Linked DNA regions of Homo sapiens: all the other regions are linked to region 3. Evidence: chromatin contacts called from ENCODE Hi-C or POLR2A ChIA-PET data. All regions are on one chromosome and are shown on one strand. The core of a region is the stretch at or near the end of the contact, and the rest is flanking DNA. Distances in the headings are between cores, read along the strand shown.

Evidence for each region. Hi-C counts contacts between places; a loop is a spot of excess contacts on that map. ChIA-PET counts read pairs that join two places held with the same protein, here RNA polymerase II (POLR2A). Pooled maps may share reads with other maps.
Region 1: a pooled map shows a loop between it and region 3 (2.1-fold over the local background). The contact joins two enhancer-like sites. A Hi-C loop is called at or near these places in 3 of 168 maps with a recorded cell type or tissue (ascending aorta, dorsolateral prefrontal cortex and sigmoid colon) and 8 of 50 pooled maps. POLR2A ChIA-PET finds 5 or more read pairs at or near these places in 3 of 52 experiments (Panc1, activated CD4-positive, alpha-beta T cell and naive thymus-derived CD4-positive, alpha-beta T cell).
Region 2: a loop to region 3 is called in a pooled map, with 2.2 times the contacts of the local background. The contact joins two enhancer-like sites. A Hi-C loop is called at or near these places in 2 of 168 maps with a recorded cell type or tissue (ascending aorta and dorsolateral prefrontal cortex), 1 of 37 single-sample maps with no recorded cell type and 9 of 50 pooled maps. POLR2A ChIA-PET finds 5 or more read pairs at or near these places in 4 of 52 experiments (H1, WTC11, activated CD4-positive, alpha-beta T cell and 1 more).

The regions. Positions count from the first base shown.
Region 1 is chr10:95,526,689-95,530,597 of GRCh38, forward strand. The region is part of intron 1 of SORBS1 (sorbin and SH3 domain containing 1); the gene reads right to left. Among named protein-coding and RNA genes, the nearest start is that of SORBS1, 33 kb to the right of the region's middle. Within about 2 kb of position 2,368, at least 3 of the 41 ENCODE cell types and tissues checked have a DNase peak (open chromatin) inside an H3K27ac peak, as active enhancers do; they include ascending aorta, where a contact is called at or near this core.
Region 2 is chr10:95,498,832-95,502,853 of GRCh38, forward strand. The region is part of intron 1 of SORBS1 (sorbin and SH3 domain containing 1); the gene reads right to left. Among named protein-coding and RNA genes, the nearest start is that of SORBS1, 61 kb to the right of the region's middle. Within about 2 kb of position 2,064, at least 6 of the 41 ENCODE cell types and tissues checked have a DNase peak (open chromatin) inside an H3K27ac peak, as active enhancers do; they include ascending aorta and dorsolateral prefrontal cortex, where a contact is called at or near this core.
Region 3 is chr10:95,427,446-95,431,402 of GRCh38, forward strand. The region is part of intron 6 of SORBS1 (sorbin and SH3 domain containing 1); the gene reads right to left. Among named protein-coding and RNA genes, the nearest start is that of SORBS1, 130 kb to the right of the region's middle. RefSeq lists enhancers at 2,825-2,914, 3,026-3,526. Within about 2 kb of position 2,371, at least 9 of the 41 ENCODE cell types and tissues checked have a DNase peak (open chromatin) inside an H3K27ac peak, as active enhancers do; they include ascending aorta and dorsolateral prefrontal cortex, where a contact is called at or near this core.

The DNA of each region.
Region 1 (3,909 bases), core at 1,118-3,617, 99 kb after region 3:
CCTCTTGGTAATACATAGCAATTAACATTTTTCAAGGTACATTATTCCAGCGAGCCTTCACTGTTCTGGAAGGTCCAATGGGATAATGTCCTCTGTTAAATGAAGTGAAAACTGATACTCAAGTGTCTTAGCCAAGTTTATAAGTGTTATATAATCTTCACTTCTTCTTTTCTTTCTTTCTGTAAAATTCTTTGGCTTATACTTAGGTTTTCTGACATATAGTTCAATCTTCTTTCCACTGTACTAACACCAGGCTCTAAATTCCAAGAGGGCAAAAACCTTATCTATCTTGTTTACTCGTATTCCTCCTGAACCTAAAACAGTCGGTGCTCAATACATACGTTTGAATGACGAAATGAATCATGGGGTGTAAAAACTAGTGTGACATGGGTTCTAAATGAGAAAACTGTATTACAGGATGATTTCAGCTCATATGAAAGAATTTTAACAATTAGCCGGACACAGGGGCTCATGCCTGTAATCCCAGCACTCTGGGATGCCAAGGTGGGCAGATCATTTGAGCTCAGGAGTTCGAGACCAGCCTGGCTAACATGGGGAAACCTCGTCCTTACTAAAAAAATACAAAAATTAGCCAGGCATGGTGGCAGGTGCCTGTAATACCAGCTACTCGGGAGGCTGAGGCAGGAGAATCACTTGAACCCAGGAAGCGGAGGTTGCAGTGAGCCGAGATCACGCCACTGCACCCCAGCCTGAGCAACGGGGTGAGACTCTGTCTCAAAAATGATTAATTAATTAAGAATTTTAACAATTAAAATAATTCAAAAAATAAAATGAACTGACTCAATAAGTAGTGAGCTCCCTGTCCTTGGAAAGATGCAAGCAGAGGCCAAATAGCCATGTAACAGAAATGTCACAAAGCAACTATACACCCCAAGACAATGTATAGTTGATCTCCATCACCTCTAATATTTTTCACAAAGCTAAATTTAACTCCTGTGTGATCCAGTAGAGAGGCGGCACTCTATGAATCCTTCTTGACTACTGGTCAGCAAGCCTGCCAATAGCTTCACTACATAAGTTTACACCAATTGTTGCACTTCTCAGCCTCAATTTCCCTGGACACAAAAGGAAGTGGTTTGTCAACCTCTTGGGATTGTCTAACAAAGTGACTGGCAAATAATAAACAACTAACAGATGTACCCAAGAACTTAAAATGCATACGACGTCTGCCTTTTCCCCTCTCTGCCATTCTGCATTGCAACTAATCCTGCATCTAATTGATATCTCCATGAAAATTAAACTTGAGGAAGAACCAAGGGCAAATCCAAAACCACACTGAGCCACCCTTTGAATTCCATACCTTTGCCAGTTTAATTATCAGTCTATTATTTTTTAAAAGTCCATTCTTCTAACAGCCACTTTCTGGGCACCCACTGTGGGCAGAACACTATGCAAGACCCTTGGAGAATACAGAGAAGGCTCATGCCCTTCTCTGCCTTCTTGGGTGTGTACCTGCAACTACCACATTGTTTAAAGATAGCTCTGAATTTCCCCCACCTGGGTAATGTCGAGGGCTTCATTAAAATTTACTAGTGCAGAGCTGTGTTTACAGATTGATTTCATCAAGGAAAACCAAAACACAGAATAATAGAATGAGGAGTGAACCAAGACCCAGATGAAAATTTTTAATTTTTAAGGTCTAGGATACCAGTTGTCAAGGTTTACCTCTTCGTAACGGGTCAGAACACAGTGCTGTGCCTGGCCCAGCCCTTGTCCAAAATCCATTTCACTCACACCTGAATGATATAAAGGGGTCATCCTGAGAATGGTTCTTAGGCAACAGCTTCTCAACATCACCAACACTGTGAAGTCTTAGAGGCACTAGATTTCCAAGGGGAAAGGATAAGAAACTGGGGAAGACTCCCAGGCAGCCATATAAAGCCTAAGACTCTTTATTTACTTACTTTGTATATTAAAAACTGTTTCTGGCTGGGCGCAGTGGCTCACGCCTCTAATCCCAGCACTTTGGGAGGCCGAGGTGAGTGGATCACCTGAGGTCAGGAGTTCCAGACCAGCCTGGACAACATGGTGAAACCCCATTTCTACTAAAAATACAAAAATTAGCTGGGCATGGTGGCACATGCCTGTAATCCCAGCTATTCAGGAGGCTGAGGCAGGAGAATCGCTTGAACCCGGGAGGTGGAGGTTGCAGTGAGCCAAGATCGCACCACTGCACTCCAGCCTGGACGACAGAGCAAGACTCAGTCTCAAAAAAAAAAAAAAAAAAAAAAAAAAAAAACTGTTTCCACAGTACCAACAAATGAGAACCCACACAGCAGCTATTAAAACACTGAGAACTCCCTGGAGGACCCTACAAAGACGGTCAGTTTGGAACCAAAGCGGAGATTCCATTTGTCAGAGAAGTTGAAACCTTTGGCTCCCATGTTAGACAATGCAAATGACCTCTTCAGAATGTAGGAGGCCAAGAGAGAATGACTCAGAAAAGGGAAGCCAGTCATATACTCCAAAGCCAGAGATGAAAGGCTGAGATGAGTGTTTGCTGTCATGATTCAGCTCTTAAACAGATTCTGACAGCCACATTCAGGTGCCTGTTAACAAGGCTTTTCTTCCTTAAGGAATATCAAAAACAGCCTGCAGAAACAGTTCATAAGCATACACTGTCAAGATTCTGGACACTTAAACTACCAAGCAGTTTGCCGAGGGCATCACTGCAACGATAAAACATTCAAAAAGCTAACATTTTATTGTCCAGTTCCTGTAGACATACAGCTGAGGAGATTAGGGAGGAAAAGATTGCAGGTTGAAATCTTGTAGCCCAGAGGTCCCAAAACTCTAAGATGTTTAAGAATCACCTGGAGTGCTTGATAAATGCAGAACCCCAGGCCCAGCCCCTAAAAAGGTTAACTGTATGAACGCAAAAAAGGCACTGCCCCATAAGGACTCCATATTTCAGTAAGCACCCCATGCCTTTCAAAGGTAGGTGGTCCCTAGACAACTCTTGAGGAAACGCTGACCTGGTCCAATGGGCTATTTTTGTAAGTAAGAAAAATGAAGCCCAAAGTAGTGCAGTGACTTGCCCAAGTCCAACTTCCTAAGTCCAATAATGGCTCCACAAGGAAGAAAGCTAGAAATAAGAATAGATGCCTCACATTATAACCCAAATTGCTGAAGAGCATGGTCAGCCCCTAGGGCAGCAGACAGCAAGCTAGGTCCTTAAACAGAGCCTCTTCCCAATGAAAGAACCTGCAAAAGAGGTCCCCTGGAAGGAAGACTGATAAGCGAATAGCAATAACTGGATTCAGCAGGGCCCCTGTGTTTCTTGCCACAGAACTCTGTCTACACCCCAAACACTGTCACCTGCACTGCCACTTCCTATTCACCTGACTGTGAACACCTGCAGGGCAGGGACTGGGTCCCATCCATCTCTGCATCACCACTGTCACATAGAAAGTCTTCATGAACTCTTTTATTCCAAGAATGAACGCTGTTACCACCCTCTGCATAGAATGCCTTCCAAGACGCTGGTTCACCTGCTGCATTTCCCTTCATCCCAGCTCCAGCTCAGGTGTCACCTCCTCCCACCAGACACAACCAGGTGTTCCTTCCTACCTCTCCCAGAGGACCCTGTACTTACCTGTTAGTACTTATCACACAGCTTTGTAATCATCTTGTTTACCTATGAGACAACTCCTTGAGAGCAATGATTTTGTCTTTGAAACCTCAGCCCCTAGCTCAGCTTGCCATGCAGAAGTTGCTCAACAAATGTTTAGAAGGTGTTCAATAAACGGAGGGAGGCAGGAAGAATGAAAGGGAGAAACTAATCTAAAATATCTCACTACAGACTCAAAACCCTACAAAGTTGTAGATGTGCTCTGCTGGGGTAAAGAAATACTTTAGTATTTCCTCTGCTCAAATCTGAAAAGTCAA
Region 2 (4,022 bases), core at 814-3,313, 71 kb after region 3:
CTTGATTATGGTGGTCATTATACAAATCTGCACAGGACTACATACACATGTGCACACACACAAATGAGTACATATAACACAAATGATATCTGAATAAGACTGTAGCATTGTCAATTTCCTGGTTTTGATGTCATACTATACCTACATAAAATATTAACACTGGGGAAGTGGGGTGAAGGGCACACAGGATCCCTCTGTACCATTTGTTGCCACTTCCTGTGAGTCTATAATGTTTTTTTTTTTTTTTTTTTTTTTTTTTTTTAGACGGAGTCTGGCTCTGTCGCCCAGGCTAGAGCACAGTGCCATAATCTTGGCTCACTGCAACCTCCACCTCCTGGGTTCAAGTGATTCTCCTGCCTCGGCCTCCCCTAGCTGGGATTACAGGCGTCCACCACCACGCCCAGCCAATTTTTGTATTTTTAGTAGAGATACATTTTCACCATGTTGGCTAGGCTGGTCTCGAACTTCTGACCTCAAGCGATCTGCCAGCTTCAGCCCCCAAAGTGCTGGGATTACAGGCACGAGCCACCATGCCCGGCCTTGTAATGATTTTTAAATTACAATAACATTTATAAAGCCAAACATTTTATAATTTCAAAATGTGGCTTCTCTTTAAAAATAACAGGATCTGGCAACACAGGGCCTCAAGGATAACAACTGGATGGAGCCGGGTAGTAGCTGCTGCCCTGTAAATGGCCAAGGCTCTCCGATTCATCTCCCTAACGCCAAAGCTGAGTGTTGGCTGCCATTGATCCCAGTTGCATGCACTGGTTTTTCTCTTACAAAAGATAAATATTTATCTATCAAAAACAGGAAAATGAAAGGTCAAGAGTCTTATGTTTCCAGAAAAAAGGAAGACCACAACATTTTTGTGAGTGCGGAGAACATTCCTAACAGTTTGGTCTTCAATCTCTTACCCTTCATCTCGTGCTACCTGCCTGACCTCTGAAGCATTTGAGGTTTAGACTCCCAGACTCTCTTTTGGACCAAATTTCTTACTATGTCAGCAAATAAACTTTAAAATCAAACCACTGGAAAAGAACACAGCTTAAGTACACAACATCTCATTCTCCCCTAAGTATGTTGGTTCTTTCATCTCACCTTTCCTGAGAACACAGGATCCCGCTCTCAGCCATCAAAAGGAAAGGTTCCACCCCTTATGCAAGATCACAACCAGAAAAATAAGCGGGATTTCTTTTCTCCACTGAAACTATAGTTCTATTTAGTAAGGCAGGGAAAAGACCCTTAGGGTGTGCGTTCCCCCACCTTTCTTACCACCCCACCACCCCACCCACTCCCGGAGAACGTGCTTGGAATGCAACTGTCCCTGAAAAGGGGGCGGGCATAGTCACAGACAACCCAAGTAAATTGCCAGTGAATGTTTTTAGCATAGCCATTTCCAACCAGGTTACACAAAAAGATCACCTGGGGCTCCAGCCTGATGGAGGAATTTTAATATCCTCTCCTCAGGTGACACCCATGCAGTCTGCCCAGCATGAATCCATCCTGGGGTGCCTGGAAATCAGTGATCTAGAAAACTCTGACCCCTGGCTACCTGGACAGCAGGGTAGGACATACGTCTCCAGCCACTAGCCACAGGTGGCAACTGAGCCCTTGAAATATGGTTAGTGTGACTTGAGATGTGCTGTAAGAGTCATGTACACATTGGATTTTGAAGACTCAGAATTTTAAAAAAGAATGTAAAATATCTGAGAGTTTTTTTATGCAATTACATATGGAAATGATAATATTTTGGATATACTGGGTTAGAAAAAAAGTGTTGTTAAAATTAATTTTGTCTGTTTCTACTTTTTTAACGTGGCTACTAGAAAGTCTTAAATTACCTTTGTAGCTCATATCATATTTCTACTGCACAGCCAGACTCAAGGAGACACTCATCATTCTAGAGTGGGGATTACAGTCATAACTAAAAACGCAAGAAGGCTGGCCATGCTGGTTTCCACCTGCCAACTCTATGATGTTAAACGAGTTCTCAATCTCTGATGTTCAGTTTCCTCCCCTGTACACAGGCATAACATCCACACCCTGGGCTGCTGCTGAGCGCACATAAAAGAAGAGAGCTGGAAGCACTAACCACGCATCTTCTCCCAGCTGGTACTCAACACCTGCACACTGCCGGCCCTTCTTCCTTCCCCGCCTTCCTTAAGGACACAAAATTTGAGTCTAGATCATCTGGCTTCAAATTTACTAACCACAACGTCCAGTTCTGCACAGTGGCAGCAAGTAGGACAGTGGTTCTCCATCTACAGGGTAAAAGGAATCACCTGGGAAGCCCAAATCTCCCAGAGATTCAGACTCTGTCCACCTGGTATGGGTCCAGGTATACACATTTCCCACAAGCATCTCAGAACATCCTGATGCCTGGGGTCTAGAAGTCACTTTGAGAAACACTGACACAGCTGAGAAATTGTGACCAATATCGGCAAGACTCCCTGGGGACCTCCCCAGCCAGTCAGAAAGACCAGCCTCAACAAGGCAGGTGTGACCCACCTGTTGAGACACCAGGAACTGGTCACAGGCCTTTTCCCAGCAAATGGCTGCTTTCCTGAGATCTTTCAAACCTAGGCAGGGAATCACCATCTGCCCTGGGCACTGCTTCAAACATCAGAAGGCAGCTGATATTTTCTGCCCTCACACAAGGCCCCTTAAGGTAGTCAAAAAATATGGACAATTTCAAGGTAACCAACAGCTTGGCCACTGGGCTAAAAAGACCTTGCTGAAGCCAGGCATGGTGGTGTGGGTCTGTAGTCCCAGCTCCTCGGGAGGCTGAGGCAGGAGAATGGCTTGAGGCCAAGAGTTCAAGGCTGCAATGTGCTATGATCGCACCTGTGAACAGCCACTGCACTCCAGCCTGGGCAGTATTGCATGACCCTGTCTCTAAAAAAATAAACAAATAATAAGTAAATAAGACTGCGATGCTTATTTACTTACCAGCAGTACCAGGCGGGTCTTTTTTTCTGCCTTTGACTGGTACTCTTGCCTGAACATTCTGAGTGTCAGTCTTCTGGATGTTACTCTTCCGCAGAAGCATTGCTCTGCCCTTCTAGGAGCCGACAGGAAGAAGCTCCATGCACAGACCTGCAAGTCCCAGCAGGCTGTTTGTTCTGGGGCCTTTAGCCACTCAAAGAAGTCATCTCACTGAACGTGAATGTTGGACAGGCAGCTCACACAGATCGATTCGACTCCAGGAGGCACAGACAGAAGAAAGCACTCTCTTTATCTAAGCCAAACAGTCACTGCTCCTTCCCTTGGTTTAAAAATCCTCTCTGTGCTAAACCACCTCCACCTCAAAGCAGTACAAAAGAGCAATTTCTTGGAGAACAAAAATTAAAATATCCTTCCCCAATAATATTTCTGTCAGTAAAATGTGGCCTAGAAACTCAACCTCTTCTTCCTTCTCAACGCAAATTTCCTTTCTATTTATGGAAAAAATACAGTCTGAATGAATTGCCACATTTCCCCACTAAATTCAAACTGCCTCAAATTATTTTTGAAGATAGGGTATGAAGTAAATAAGCACTGAATCTGAGAACTCTGACATATTTCTTTATTTTTAACACAGGAAAATGATCTGGGATTTGTGCAGAATGAAGTAACACCAAGCACATGCTGACTCCAGCAGATCAGCCCCAGGCCCCCTGCCACAGAGCATTTCCCCCATCACTCACCTTCCAGAGTGTGCTTCTCACATTCTACTGCCTCACCATCCTCTGTTCTATGCCCCAGATAGAACAGACCAGTGTCGCCTGAACATTACTGGGTCTCCATGTAGCCCAGTGTCCACTTGGTGGCCATACAAGCAAGCAATCCAACTCAAACATAATAAAAATTAACTTAAAATGTTAGGGGATCTCTTGTGGAGCACCAAAAGGAGGGAATTAAATTATTAATGCACAGGAAAGTATCTTCAAAATCCCAATGCACAGGAAAGTATCTTCAAAATCCTTTCTCCTTCTCTACCACTTGATATCCTAAACACAGACAGCTCCTCTGGAAACTTC
Region 3 (3,957 bases), core at 1,121-3,620:
AAGATTACTGCCATTCCTTTCAGATGGTTCTGATCCAAAAACCAAGGTCCACATTCAGAGATGAGGAGGCTGATCGGGAAGCTGTGGTCAGGGATCTTGAGTTAAGCCACCACTTGAATGGAGGAGTCTGGAGAATGAGTGTTAACTGGGCAATTTCAAGGGCTCTCTCTGTCACTCCACCGAGAATGTCTCCATTCTCTCAAAGTTCATGTGGATGCAGATGGCTTCCAAATCCACACATTGGACTCCAAATTTCCAAATTCCCATTAGAAACATTCTCCTGGAAGTCCTTCCCTTGCCAAGAAACTTGACATGTCAAAAGATGGAATTCAACATTCTTTCCAGCACTCTTCACAAATCCCCCCAACTCCATGAGTGCCACAATTACTCTCCTAGCCAACCAGGGAAGGCATCTCCTGGGCCACATGGAGTCTTACCTCTCTGTGGTCCTTAAATACACCACAAGGAGCCCTGGTCATTTCATTCTCCAAAAGACACTTTGACCTCAGCCTCTGCTCTTCACTCCCATTGCCACCATGCTAGGGGTGAGGCCCTCATGGCTTCAAACTGAAATTCTTTCAAATCTTTAACAAGCCTCTTGACCTGCAGGAACTAGAATGGTTACTCTTAAAAAGCACTTGCTTTGGGCCTGTGCCAAATGCTTGACATGAAAGAGCTCATTTAGCTGGGTGTGGTGGCTCATGCCTGTAATCCCAGCACTTTGGGAGGCCAAGGCGGGTGGATCATGAGGTCAGGAGTTCAAGACCAGCCTGGCCAACACAGTGAAACCTGGTCTCTACTAAAAATACAAAAAAAATTAGCCGAATGTGGTGGCAGACACCTATAGTCCCAGCTACTTGGGAGGCTGAGGCAAGAGAATTGCTTGAACTCAGGAGGCAGAGGTTGCAGCGAGCCGAGATCATACCACTGTACTCCAGCCTGGGTGACAGAGTGAGACTCCATCTCAAAAAAAAAAAAAAAAAAAAAGAAGAAGAAGAAAGAGCTCATTTAATCTCAACAACTCTGTTATGGTCATCTCCAATTTACAAATAAGGCAACTGAAGCCCTGTAAGGTGGAGTAATTTGTCCATACCGCAAAGACAGTAAGTGGCAGTGCTCAGCCTCAGTAGAGAACTGTGTGAAACCAGAACTATATCATCTCTCCCAGGTGAGGGGGTTGGGACAAGGACTAGAAATAGGGGGCACTGCTGAAATGTGGGTATCAGGGGACCAGGTAGGGACTGGACCTTCCAGTCCAGGCAAATAATCAACAACCTGGACACCTATAGGCATTGAAGAAGGTGGCAAACAGGGAGCAAGTCAGAGAGGAAGCAGGCAGAGCAGCTGGGGGACAAATGCTGTCCCTGGTGAGAAGGGAGGGAGCCAGACGCCATCTGACATTAGCTATCTGCAAAGGCATTGGGAGTAGGAAGCAATCCTTGGCAAGAGCCATCCACTACCTCACACTTGGGCTCCCAGTCCAGACTGGGCTTGGCTGTCTGCAAATACTGCTGAAAACTGTTTTTATGAAGCCAGGGAAGGCCCAGGGGCTCCTAGGCCCCAGGATAGGACAATAGACTGGTATGGGCCAGCAAGTTGTCAGTCCGGAGGGTGACATGGACACTGTCAGAGTCAAGAGCCAGCAGGATGTTAGCCAATAGGTAGCATGGTAAGGGGACAAGATTACCATTTCTGAATTACCTATACTCACATCCTCATTTTTTTTTTCTTTTTGAGATGGAATCTTGCTCTGTCTTCCATGCTGGAATGCAGTGGCATGATCTCACTCACTGCAACTTTCACCTCCCGGGTTCAAGCAATTCTCCTGCCTCAGCCTCCCGAGTAGCTGGGATTACAGGCGTGCAACACCATGCTTGGCTGATTTTTGTATTTTTAGTAGAGACGGGGTTTCACCATGTTGGCCAGGCTGGTCTCGAACTTCTGGCCCCAACTGATCTGCCCACCTCGGCCTCCCAAAGCGCTGGGATTACAGGTGTGAGCCACTGCGCCCGGCTTACTGACATCCTCTTTTAAGCCCACTCCCCAGTGTTAACTTATTCTAGTCTGCGTTGTATACTTAATGAGCACGTGGATTTTTTCTTTGTTTCCTCTACTCAAACCCAGCTTGTTCCTTTTCATCCAAACTGCCCTCCTGTACCATCTTAAATTTATCACCAATCAAAGGGATTCCATTTGTTAGGCTAATTTCCAAACTTCCTAAGGTCGCAGAGCATTCTGGAGCTAGAAAGGCTTGGAAAGCATCTGGCCCAAGTTCCTCATACTTGATATGGGCTCAAAGTCACTAGGACTTACCCACAGCCCGAAAGGAAGATGGCTGACTACAAGTCCACACCTGACTCCTGTTGCAACATACTGCCTTTTGCCCTCACCTAATGCACCTAGAATTGCTCTCTTTTCCTCCTTTCTCATCACAATTCCAAGTGACTCATGCAGCACCTGGCACATAGATAATGCTGAATGAATGTATGCTTATTTGGATTCGATGATCTCAATTTACAAAGATGAACTTACTGTAAGGTGTGAATGACTGATAACTATCCCTTAATTCTTCCGAGTACAGTATTTGCATTTTAAAACAATCTGCTGATGGTTTGGTGAAAAAGATGTGGTGAAATTTCTTTTCACCAAATTAGCTGGTAGAAATTTGTAAGACACAAAAGTATTCTGGGACAAGAGAGTGTTTCCAAAAGTGCCTCAAATCCACACACGGGGCCGGGCATGGTGGCTTACACCTGTAATCCCAGCACTTTGCCAGGCCGAGGCAGGTGGATCACTTGAGCCTACAAGTTCAACATCAACCTGGGCAACATGGAGAAACTTTGTCTCTACAAAAAATACAAAAATTAGCCAAGTGTGGTGACGTGCACCTCAGCTACTTGGGAGGCTGAGGTGGGAGGACAGATTGAGCCCGGGAGGCCGAGGCTGCAGCAAACCATGATTACATCACTGTACTCCAAGCTGGGCAACAGAGTAAACCCTGTCTCAAAAAAAGAAAACGAAACAGAAAAAAAAACAAATCCACACACGGTACTGGTAGCACAGGCGTACACCTGGTGGGCATTGTGTTCTACGTCAATGCCACACTGTAACCACTAGAGGGAGCTCCAAGCTCCCTCTCCACCACCTCCATTTGCTGCCAGAGGACGGGACAGTTGGTTTGTAAGGTTATTTGACTGGGCCAGGGGACTGCACATTAAAGCCTTTCTCTTTGCATCATCCCTTAGGATTCTCTCTTCTCCAAATGCTCTCTAGCTTGGAAGTGGGTCGTCCCAGTTAGGCTTGGAGAGGCTGGATGAGGTTAGCCTTAGAATAAAATAACTTTGCCTTCTCTCCTCACCCCCACCTTTCCAGCGGGTCAGGAGTCAGGGCTGGGCTCAGGGATGCAGGACCAAGAAGCTACTCTGTTGACTTTTAGGGCTGTGGGCTGCTCGGGCCTGCCCTCAGCCTAAGGACAAAGAAGCCCTCACGGGGACCAACATCACCAGAAAGGGGTTTGTGCTCAAACCCTAGCCTGGCCTCATCCACCAGCATGTGCCCTGGCACCTGTTATGGGTAGCTGGGAAGGAAGAAAATCAGTTTCCAGGATGCTAGGTCTGGCCATTTCCATCCTACATATCATATCTGTCTTATCACAACACACCACTCCCGCTGCACCAGAGGGGTCTGCATACCCTACTGCCTAGCCTCTCTGGTCCCAAGGGAATGGTCCTCCCCTCCATTCCATTTCTCCCTCCCTTTCCTTCAAGAAAGCAAGCTCCCATCCCCTACAGCAGCAGCTCTCAGATGCAGTCCTTGCACTAGCAGCATCAGCATGAACCTGTCAGAAATGTGAACCTTCAGACCCTACCTCAGACCTGCAAGTGGGAACCCTACATTCTAAAACTCCAGGCTGGGGCCCAGCAACCTACCTTTTTACTCCAAGTGATTCTGATGCAG